Regions from separate parts of the Homo sapiens genome. Here region 1 is linked to region 2. The links are chromatin loops, found by intact Hi-C in ENCODE. Cell type or tissue: dorsolateral prefrontal cortex. All regions are shown on one strand. Links, peaks and the distances in the headings refer to the core of each region. The heading gives the core; the rest is flanking DNA.

Evidence for each region. Hi-C counts contacts between places; a loop is a spot of excess contacts. Peaks named below come from ENCODE experiments on the same cell type or tissue, not always from the same donor. Only the 100,000 strongest peaks of a DNase experiment are listed, where the experiment ranks them.
Region 1: it touches region 2 in a loop (3-fold over the local background); 8 of 110 quality-filtered maps call a loop at or near these places.

What each region holds. Positions count from the first base shown.
Region 1 is chr6:163,323,306-163,328,646 of GRCh38, forward strand. It overlaps PACRG-AS1 (PACRG antisense RNA 1), which reads right to left and starts at 1,168. Exons shown (of 6, transcript NR_028390.1): 1 at 1,065-1,168; 2 at 86-764. In dorsolateral prefrontal cortex, for the core only: a CTCF peak has its summit at 1,919; DNase peaks (open chromatin) are centred at 116, 576 and 1,896; H3K4me3 peaks cover 1,548 bases; H3K27ac peaks cover 5,000 bases.
Region 2 is chr6:163,252,413-163,257,788 of GRCh38, forward strand. All of the region lies in intron 4 of PACRG (parkin coregulated), which reads left to right. Among named protein-coding and RNA genes, the nearest start is that of PACRG-AS3, 63 kb to the left of the region's middle. In dorsolateral prefrontal cortex, for the core only: CTCF peaks have their summits at 2,105 and 2,382; a DNase peak (open chromatin) is centred at 2,339; H3K4me3 peaks cover 484 bases; H3K27ac peaks cover 5,000 bases.

The sequences.
Region 1 (5,341 bases), core at 1-5,000, 71 kb after region 2:
TGTCTGTTCAAAGACAGACCAACATCCTTCGTGTGAGCTGCAGCCTAAGCAGGGGTCTGGTGTGGACGCCACGTGACACACTCACCGTCTCCTCCGGATTTCTCACTGGGTTCCTCTGGGGACCACGCAGGACCCGCACTAGATGAGCATCACTGAGGCTGCAAGCCGGTGTGCAGACCCCTTCCAGACGCTCCCCCGCCGTCCAGTGTGCCCTGTAGAGGACTCAGTGCAAGTGGCCTCAAAAGGCCATTCACATTCACATTCTCAGTGAGACCAAAGAGAAGGAGACCAAGTGTCCTGACCCCTCTGACAGCCAGAGTTACCCCAGCACACCCTAGATCAGCAGTTCTCAAAGTGGGCTCCCGGGGCAGCAACCTCAGCGTCACCTGGGAGCTTGGGAAGAGGAGCTCGTGTTCTTAGGGCCCTCCCTAGAGCCGCTGAATCAGAAACTTTGGGATGGGGTCTGTCAATCTGTGTTTGGACAAGTTCCCCAGTGACTGTCACACACCATGAAGTCTGAGAACCACTGTTCCAAACCGAGGCTTCTAACTGGATGTTCATTCCCAGCCATTTGGAAGGCTCAGCTGAAAGCCAGTGAGCCAGAAGCCAGCTCCACTGATCCTGCTTTCCAGACTGGCCATTCTCACAATGTTCCATTAGGCAATAGGGCTCTTCGGGGAAATTAATAGAATGTAGGCTTCAGGAATCATCAGAAAGCTGCAGCTTCCCTCGTCAGGGAAGCTGACGTCTACATCGTCCTCAGTCTAGAACAAGAATAATAGGTGTACCTTAGAAAAATGTGCTTTCAGTCCATCAGTAAAAAGCCAATATTGTAAAATCCTATTATCTTTGCTTCAAGTGTTATCAAAAAAATAATAATAATAAAATAAAGGCTTAGAAGTTTCACTGTTCAACATGGCATTTCGAAATATTCGATGTAATTGTTGTCTTTACATTTGAGACTTTTTTAAAAAATGAATCATTTCCATTAATACAGAAAGAAATCTTTCTAGTGGAGGCTCAAAATTCAAATAATCAGAATCAGTTCTTCTAAAATGACTTACGTATAATCTTGTTTGCCAGACACTGAAGTAAGATGTCTGTATTAGCATTTTCTCCATTGCCGCAGGTTTCTGTCTCTGTGGGTTCGTGAAAACAACCTACAGCCAAAACTATGTCCACATACAGCAAACCCACATGCCACTTGATTTCATCAAATGCATAATAGGGGCATTCTAGAACCAGAGCTTTAAATGGCCTTTTTGTCTCCTTCCTCATACATCTGGGGCAGCGAACATGACATTAAAATGCAGCCAGAAAAATGTCCCATAAAGAACTTTATTGACAACAAGGTAAATTTTTAATAACTCTTCAGTAGGCTTCATTCAAGAGGGGGTAATATGTCATATGAGTAGGATTTTTACAGCTCTCATAGGAATTCCCCATATTAAAAGAATGTTTGCAGTTTAGAGAGAACCCAACTGCAAAACATTCCTGAACTGTGACAATATTTGTCTCAATCTAATATTATGTGGTGGATCTTTGTTTGTGGAGAGGGGAGAGGCTACGTCCTGCTGGAGTGATTTTTCCATCAATTCAGGGCTCAGCAAATATGACCCAAACAAACAACCAAATTGATTAAAATGCTTTATTGAGAAGGAAGAGATTGAGTCTTGGAGACCTGTTTCAATAGCTACTCATGTCACCAGCAGGGCAAAGGCCACATAGCTGACAAATACCACCACATCTCACAGAAGAGGCTGAGGCGTCCTGGCCGAATAATGCTTTATTCTGGAAAAGATCTGTACGAATCTGCAAAGCAGTGAAAATGTGTGGACGGCTTCTGTTTCTTCAGCCGCAAGGGAGGCCACCCTTCATTGCCGGAGGAAGGCCCGCCCTCCCGGCTGTGGTTGCTGTGGAGCTCACAGGGGTGAAGGCATGTGGAAATTCACTGCACCATGCCAGCCTGCAGGACTGGGAGCGTAGTTCCCACTAAAGAGCAAACACTGTACTGTTTTTCCAAAAAAAAAAAAAAAAGTTAAAATCTGGATCCCAATGTTTGTTCACAGCAGGGCTGTAAAACAAGTAGACAAAGATCTCAGGGGCTTTGTGACAGCATGGTGGATTGGAGTTAAAAAGAGGTGGTGTCATTTGGATACACAGATAGTCTAGGCGAGCCTTGAGAGCAGAGAAACTGGCCTCCAATCTAAAACACAAAATGAGGGCTAGAGACCGGTGTGAGGTGGAGAGTAAAACCCTTTGGTTAGGATTCAAGGCCAACTAAACTGCAGCTCTGCCTTTACTCTCCAGCCTTACTTTCTCCATCTGCAAAATGGGAGGGAGGCATTGGAGGTATTTTGTGAAAATCACTTAATACTGTGCTGACACGTAATCTTTCAATAGAAGATAAGTGAAACATATAAATATAAAATATGAAATAAATAGAGAATAAACAAGGTGAACAGAGGCCAGGCGCAGTGGCTCATGCCTGTAATCCCAGCCCTTTGGGAGGCCAAGGCGAGTGGCTAGCTTGAAGCCAGGAGTTCAAGACCAGCCTGGTCAACAGGGTGAAACCCCCTACTAAAAATACAAAAATTAACCGGGAATGGTGGCACGCACCTGTAATCCCAGGTACTCGGGAGGCTGAGGCACAAGAATTACTTGAACCCAGGAGGCAGAGGTTTCAGTGAGCACTCCAGCCTGGGCGACAGAGCGAGACTCCATCTCAAACAAAAACAAAAACAAACAAAACAATGTGAACAGAAACCTATACACTCCACTCTGAAATCCCAGACAAGTTCATCTTAGATGATGTGGCCATTCGGGTCATCAGGGGAAACAACGCTGTGACCAGCCTGCCTTCTGTGACGTGGCACCAGTTTCCAGTGTCACGCAGATGTCACAGCCCTGACCAGGTTCCATGCACACCATGGAACCCGTTTGTTTAAGTTTGTTTATGGCTCTGAAAACCAAGGCATGAAACTTTAATGTTTTCCACATTACACACCTGAGAAGTGATGTTGGGTGTTAGCACAGAATACCAGAAAGCATTTCTTTTTGGCCACCGTGAACATAGACCCTATTACTTTGAAGTTTGTTTCCTCCACATTTTATTGGTGAAAATGTCAGCCTGGTTCAGTCCATCCTTCAAAGATGTGTGGCTCCTTTTATTCACAAACACCCCACAACTCCTCACTGCCATTGGCCACACCTGACTTCCTTCTGTCTCCCGTGTTCCAACGTTACATTCTTTTTTCAGAGACCTCTCAGTTACTCCTGGTTTTTAAAACCTGATTGATCATCAGTGACTGGACAAACACTTTTTAATTTCCCAAGAACCACAGACAAAAACCATGGTGAGGGATCACTGGGATTTAATCACAGATGAGATTTAATCTGTTTATTTTTAGCTTCTTTATGAAAGTTGTAGTTGTAATTTTTTTCCTTCAAAGCGACCCAAGGAACCCTACTTGCATGGTTGGTGTATGTTGAGAACACCCCTTGTCCTGGGCTTAGAGGGTTCTGGTGAGATTGGCTCACATTTCCTTGACCAGACTCAGGATAGAAGCTCACCGTGGCCATGCTAGCCATCTTCCCCTCCCCAGAAGTGAGGTGATATTGTTTGGAGATTTGTCCCCACCCAATCTTATGTTGAGACATAACCCCCAGAAGTGAGGTGATATTGTTTGGAGATTTGTCCCCACCCAATCTTATGTTGAGATATAACCCCCAGAAGTGAGGTGATATTGTTTGGAGATTTGTCCCCACCCAATCTTATGTTGAGACATAACCCCCAGAAGTGAGGTGATATTGTTTGGAGATTTGTCCCCATCCAATCTTATGTTGAGATATAACCCCCAGTGTTGGAGGTGGGGCCTGGTGGGAGGTGCTTGCATCACAGGGGCAGATTCCTCATGGCTTGGTGCTGTCCTCGCCATGGTGAGTGAGTTCTAGAAAGATCTGGTCCTTTAAGTGTGTAGCCCCTCCCCTGTCTTACACCTGCCCCTGCCATGTGACCTGCCTGCTCCCACTTCCCCTCCCGCCATGCGTAAAAGCTCCCTGAGGCCTCCCCAGAAGCCCAGCAGATGCCGGCACCATACTTCTTGCACAGCCTGCAGAACTGCAAGCCAATTAAACCTCTTCTCTTTATAAATTACCCTGTCTCATGTGTTTCTTTACAGCAATGTGAGACAGGCCCAACACGTGAGGACCCCCTCCTGAGCAGTGCCCTCAGTGGGGGAAGGACACAGGGGGTCCCCGGCCTGTGCACCCTACCCACCTGCCACAGTCATGGCTCTGTCATGGCGGTCTCTTTGTGGTTGGGTGTCTGGGTCTTCCCTGCCCTCCCATTTCCTCTTCTGCTGGGTTTGAGCCTCCTGGCTGCTTGCAGGGCCACAGCCCCAGTGCAGCGGGAGAGGAGCCTAAAGCAGCCTCAGGAGCAACCCAGGGCCTGGGATGTGGGGGTGGACAGGGTGGGCAGAGGCCAGAGGCCAACATGACGCCCTGGGCCCTCTGTGGAGATTGTTATTGCTGCTCACAACAGCCTGTTGAAGAAGCTATGTTGTCTGGGGTAAATACCCGGGGTTCATTGTCTCACACCAGGAAAACTGAGGACATGGACACACATGAGGAGTTTAGGAATGGAGGTTTAATAGGCAAAGGAGAGAGAAAGAAAGAGAAAGGAAAACAGCTTTCTCTCTAGTGAGAGAGAGGGGACTTCCCAGAGGAAAAGGCTGGCCAGCAGATGCGCTGGATTTTATAGTCAGGTTTGAGGAGGCGGTGTCTGGTTTACATTAGGGCTTACAGATTGGTCCCATCAGGTATGACGTTTATATAGCACAGGGGGAAGCCTGGCCGCCCCACCCTAATCTTATTATGCAAATGAACTTTCCTGTTGGCCAGGCCATCTTGTCTGCCCCTTACTGTGCACGTGGCTGACAAAGAGAAGGGAAGATGGAGTCACCGTCTTGAACTTGACTGGCACAACTGCCGGCATCTATGTCTGCAGCTCGATTTTACAGGCTGCTCTTTGTTAGAAAGGAAACTAATTTGGGCCTGCTTTACATGAAAAGGAAAACCTTACTGAGGACTTCCGTACCCTCACTATCTGCCTAAGTAATTTCTTCTTAACTCCTGGATCACTGTAAGGCCGGCATCGCTTCCATCCTAGAGGAGAAAGCCTGCATTCGGGGAAGTGAAGTGCTTTGCCCACTCCATCTGTCCACCACACGCCAGCCTGGAGCTGGTGCAGCAAGGCCAGGTGTGTTCTGCAGCCTCCAGGAACAGAATCCCACCCGCAGCCGCAGGGTGCACGCCCAAGGTCCTGTGTGACAGTTAAGCC
Region 2 (5,376 bases), core at 114-5,113:
TTCTGGGATGGTAACTGCTAGGAAGAGAATCCAGTCCAGGCAGGGGCCGGAGAGGGCTGGGTCCCGTGGCTCTGACTGAGGAGGTGACGCTTGAGGTAGGCGCTGATGAGAGCCCCGCTGTGAAGGCCAGAGGGGCAGTGCTGCAGGCGGGGCTCACCGTGCAGAGTCCGTGACTGTCATCTTTCCACTCCTAAGTTTTGGCTTAGGGATTGTGAACTAGATGCTCCAGCTTTCAATTTGTCAACTGGTTTATCTCCTAACGGACACCTCACCAGTGTTTTCCTCACACATTCACAAAGACGCTTTTAACCTGTTGGCAAGAAGCAGATTTAATTGGAAAAGGGTCTGATTCCTAACAGAACAAAAGACAAAGTATATTACATGTAGTGACTACGTTATACTCTTGTGCAGTCGCTTACAACTTCAGGCTGGGTCACCAAGGAGATGGTGAGTGAGCTTTGAAACTAAAAGTAAGCAAATTCTGACTAAGAATCATGTCCAGTGACTGAGTATGTGTGTGTGTTTCTTCTCCATTGCTGCTTTGACCTATTCAGATGTCAAGAACTACAAAGAAATAAGATGCTAAAGAAATCAGAAAATCTGGCCAGGCATGGTGGCTCGTACCTGTAATCCCAGCACTTTGGGAGGCTGAGGCAGGCAGATCACTTGAGGCCAGGAGGTCGAGACCAGCCTGGCCAACGTGGCGAAACCCTGTCTCTACTAAGTAAAATACAAAAATTAGCCAGGCATGGTGGCGTGTTCCTATAATCCCAGCTACTCGGGAGGCTGAGGCAGGAGAATCATTTGAACCCAGGAGGCAGAGGTTGCAGTGAGGGGAGATCGCACCACTGCACTCCAGCGTGGGTGAGAGAGTGAGACTGTCTCAAAAAAAAAAAAAAAAAAGGAAAGAAAGAAAGAAATCAGAAAATGTAAAAAAATAGATGAGCTCTTGTGATATTTCTAAGAAATATAATTCTATTAATAAAATCGAATTGGTTGGAATCCAAAGGCATTTTAAAGTTTCAGAACAAATTAAACTTTTTAAAGTTTCAGGACACATGTCTAAATGTCTGTCTATCTAAAATTTATTTTAGGGGTAGGAGGGAAATTGGAGATTGTCTATCTAAACCTTCTTATTTTACAGGAGAGGAGACTGAGGCCCAAAGAATTTAGCCATGTTGTATAAGCTTACTCAGCCAGGTGGTGGTCAAATCTACCCTAGAAAGAATGTTCCCCATCACCTGGCCCAAAAACTGCACTGTCAGTTTTATAAATAGAATGCACGTTATCAGGACCAGAGTAATATTAGAAGAGATTAAGCCACACAAAACTATCTTCCCTCACCAGGTGCCTCCTTGAGCCTGAAATTCCACTCTTGGATAATCATTCTTGGGGCACACATTTCCGAGTTGGCCTGCTCCTCCAAAGGACGTGCTCCCGGCCCTGCAGTCACTGAGTGCCACTGGAGCAGGGCTCCCAGCTCTGAGAGGGAGGGGCTTAGTGTTCCTGGAGACCCCTGACGGGGAGCCAGGGTGGACGGCTGCAGTGGCACCCCAAGCTCACTGGAAGCCTTGGGGACAAGGGAGGATCCAGGAGAAAGGGACGGGTGTAGAGCACAGGGCAGAAGCGGAGGGCCAGCCACTTCTCCTGCTACCACCAGGGCCAGCCCTGCCTCTGCATCTTGGGCATCGGGACAGCAGCAATTTCAACATAGCCCTGAGCCAACTTAAAATGCAACAGCACTTTAAAAAAAATCTCATTCATCATGTAATATGTCTGATCTTAAAACTGACATCTGATTTTTTAAGGCAGCTGCTCTGGAAGAAATTTTCTGTGGATCGCAAGAGTCTGAAGCCCCATGAATGACCAAAAATATGCGCCTGAAAGAGAAATGCGCTGATGAAGGGGGAGGAGGATGGGAGGGGAGACTCTGAAATTGTTTCTCACTTTAGGGAAGAGGCACAACAATAAAAAACATGAGGCCCCATTGAAGTAGGACTTTAAATTCCACCCGAAAACAATCCCAACAAACAGATCCATTGTTATATGTTTTGCTACAAGTAATAGACAAAGCAATTGTGAACCAGGACCTGAGCCCTCCCGTCAGCACATAGTCTGGGTTCTTCAGCTCGCGAGTGGGCTCAGATGGCCTCAGAAATGTAGTTTGCTCTCCCCTTTAAGGTCACTGTCCAGGACGAGGTGAGGTAAACAAGGGTTCCAAGTAAGCCATGTGTTACCCATAATTGATCAAGGGAAGATAACAGCCATGAGGCTGTCCTGGACCCCTGCCCGTGCAGCAGGGCAGAACCATTGCCACTCTGCCCAGAAGGTGCCCCCTCCTCACTCCCTTCTCTCGTCCACCCCATAGGCCAGCAGGATTTGAAGGAAGGAAAACAGTTACAGCTGCACCACTGGGCTTGGCCTGCACTGTGCTGATGTTTTTAAAGCGTGGGCTGTAACAGAAGAGATGATCTTCAGCCTCACTCTTTTCCTGGTGCCTCCTCAGTATCTTAACACCTTCTTTTTCTAATCAACTATTTAATTACACAAGCCACGGGCTTTCTACGTCAGGTTCTCCCTTACACGTGAAACCGAGGCTCACGCAGCACATGAGAAACAACGTGTTGCCCTGAGAGGTTAGCAAGTTAACCTGGACTTAGACCCATCATCAACCAAAGAACAAGAAAGACCCAATGTCCATGGCAACATCCAGCTAGAATAGCACCTCTCCCTAAAACTGGATTTTGCCCGGCTGCAGAGTTCTGTGCTGTCTACATAGAATTGTTGGTGTCACCTGGGAGGCTCAGGAAAGGAGAGCCCGAATAAAGAGGAAGAAGAAACTGCAATTTAGGTCCCCAAGCCCAGGACCAGCCTGAGAGACCAACCTGGCCAGGCTTGGTGTCAAAGGGTACTGCAAGGATTTCCAGGCAGGCAGGCAGGTGACCTGAATCCAGGTACCTTCAATGTCCAGGAGGTGACTGACGGGCAGCAGCCACTCAGGTGTTTGCATAGAGGCAACTGGACACCATCCTGCAGGCCAAGAGGAGGTCTGTGCATGGGGCAAGAATACAGGCTCTGTCTGAGGGTCAAGCAGGATGGCAGGTTGTCAGGCACAGTCAGCAGGTGGGCAGCCAGGGAGAAAGAGACCTGGGCCTTGGGGGCGACCCACCCAATCACCTGGGAACAACAACAGGTCCTGATTCTTTTTCTTCTTCTTGTTCTTTTTTTTTGAAACAGAGTTTGAGACAGAGCCTTGCTCTGTCACCCAGGCTGGAGTGCAATGGCATGATCTCAGCTCACTGTAACCTCTGCCTCCCGGGTTCAAGCAACTCTCGTGCCTTAGCCTCCCAAGTAGTGGGACTACAGGCCTGAGCCACCACACCCAGCTAATTTTTGTATTTTTAGTAGAGATGGGGTTTTACCATGTTGTCCAGGTTGGTCTCAAACTCCTGGCCTCAAGTGATCCACCTGCCTCGGCCTCCCAAAGTGCTGGGTTTACAGGTGTGAGCCACCATGTCCAGCCCCTGATTCTTACTGGAAGCAAGGGGGCACAAATGGTACAAAATTTTTAAACAGCAGAATGTATCACTATTAGCTTTATAACTTCCCCAACTGCTTTCACTCTTTGAAAGTTATTATCCTTCCAGAGGCTCATGTACTATTCTACGTTCTGCTAATTTTTCTATGAATTTTTAAACATATTTGACTTTAATTTTCTTTTAGTTCACAGGATAGGATGTGTATCTGAAATTAATTTTTCTCTAATGTGCTATATCTCAAAATCAGCTATTAATCCTCCCCCACTGCTTTGTACTGCCTGTTTTACTGTATATTCCATTCTGACTCAAAATTCAGTCTATTTGCATTAGTTTAACAAACACATGCTGAGTCCCACCACGTGCGGGGCACTATTCTGGGTGCTGAAGATGCAACAGTGAACAGCTTGGCTGTCACATCTGTACTTACAGAGGATTCTCGTTGGAGGAGACAAGATAAACAAGGAAATAAACTATCATCTATCACATGGTGATCAATTTCATGAAGAAAAATAAAACAAAGAAGGGGAATAGAAAATTCCAGCCAGGTGGTGAGGTGCAACCTAAAGCCAGGTGGTTAGGGAAGGCCTTACCAAGAAGGGGACATTGACAAAGACCCCCAGGGATGATGGATCCGTGAGGAAAACGTTCCAGCCCACAGAAAGCACATGCAAAGGCCCCAAGAAGGGACACGTCGGTGCCTTGAAGGAGGCCAGTGCCCGAGTGAAGGCAAGAGTGGTAGGAGGTGACAGGGAAGGTGGCCGGCAGTTCATGTAGAGACTTCACTGTGAGGACACTGACGGTGACCCTGAGTGAGACGGGAGGTCCATGTCCTGGGGATGCTGTAACTAATGACCGCAACTTGGTGGCTTAAAGAAACAGACACTTATCCTCTCACAGTTGCAGAGGCCAAAAGTCCGAAATCAAGGTGTTGGCCATGTCGTTTCCTTCGAGAGGCTCTGAGGGAGACTAAAGGCAGGGGGAACCCTGGATCCTGGCAGTTGCAAGCGACCTTTGGTGTTCCTTGGCTCGTAGACACATCACTCCAATCTCTGCCGCCATCTTCACGTGGTCTTTTCTTGTCTGTGTCTCGGCGTCTCTGCCTATCTGTCTCTTATAAGGACACAAGTCATTGGATTTAGAGCCCATTCTAACTAAATCTAGGATGTTCTTATACCGAGATCCTTAATAACATCTGCAAAAACCCTATTTCTAAATAAGGGCACACTCACAGGTATGCAGGTTAGCAGTGGGGCGCATCTTTTGGGGAGACACAACTCAACCCCGTACATGTTGAGTTGAGAAGGTCTTTGAACACAACAGGGCAATGATCTGTGTTAAAGGGGGCATTCTGGGGGCTGTATGGATAGGGGTAAGGGGGTTCAGGCAGCAGCAGAGAGCCCAGTTAGGAAAGACTATACCAGTTATCCAGGTGAGAGGCGCAGTTGGTTGAACAAGTCAGTGGTGGTATAAGAAATAGTTCCATGAGACTAATTACGTAAGACACAGAAGGAGCCGTTATTCAGAAGGTGGATTCTGATCCCTTAGTCAGTTCCACTCATTTAAATTGTTATTTTTTTACAACTATCAAACTACGTTCATTGCTGTTTCTCTATGTTTTCAAATATCTCATAGAGTTAATCCTCTTCTTCCTTTTCTTAGTTGGATTATATAAATCTATTAATTTGCTTGAGACAATATTTTCCTTCTCCTTCAGGAATACTGTATATATGTAAGTGTATGAACAGATAGATTGATTGATGTCAACTTATTCAAGTCTTTTATTATCTTTTAAATATTTTTTAACTTCTTTATAGCTAGGACACATGCCTCAATAGAT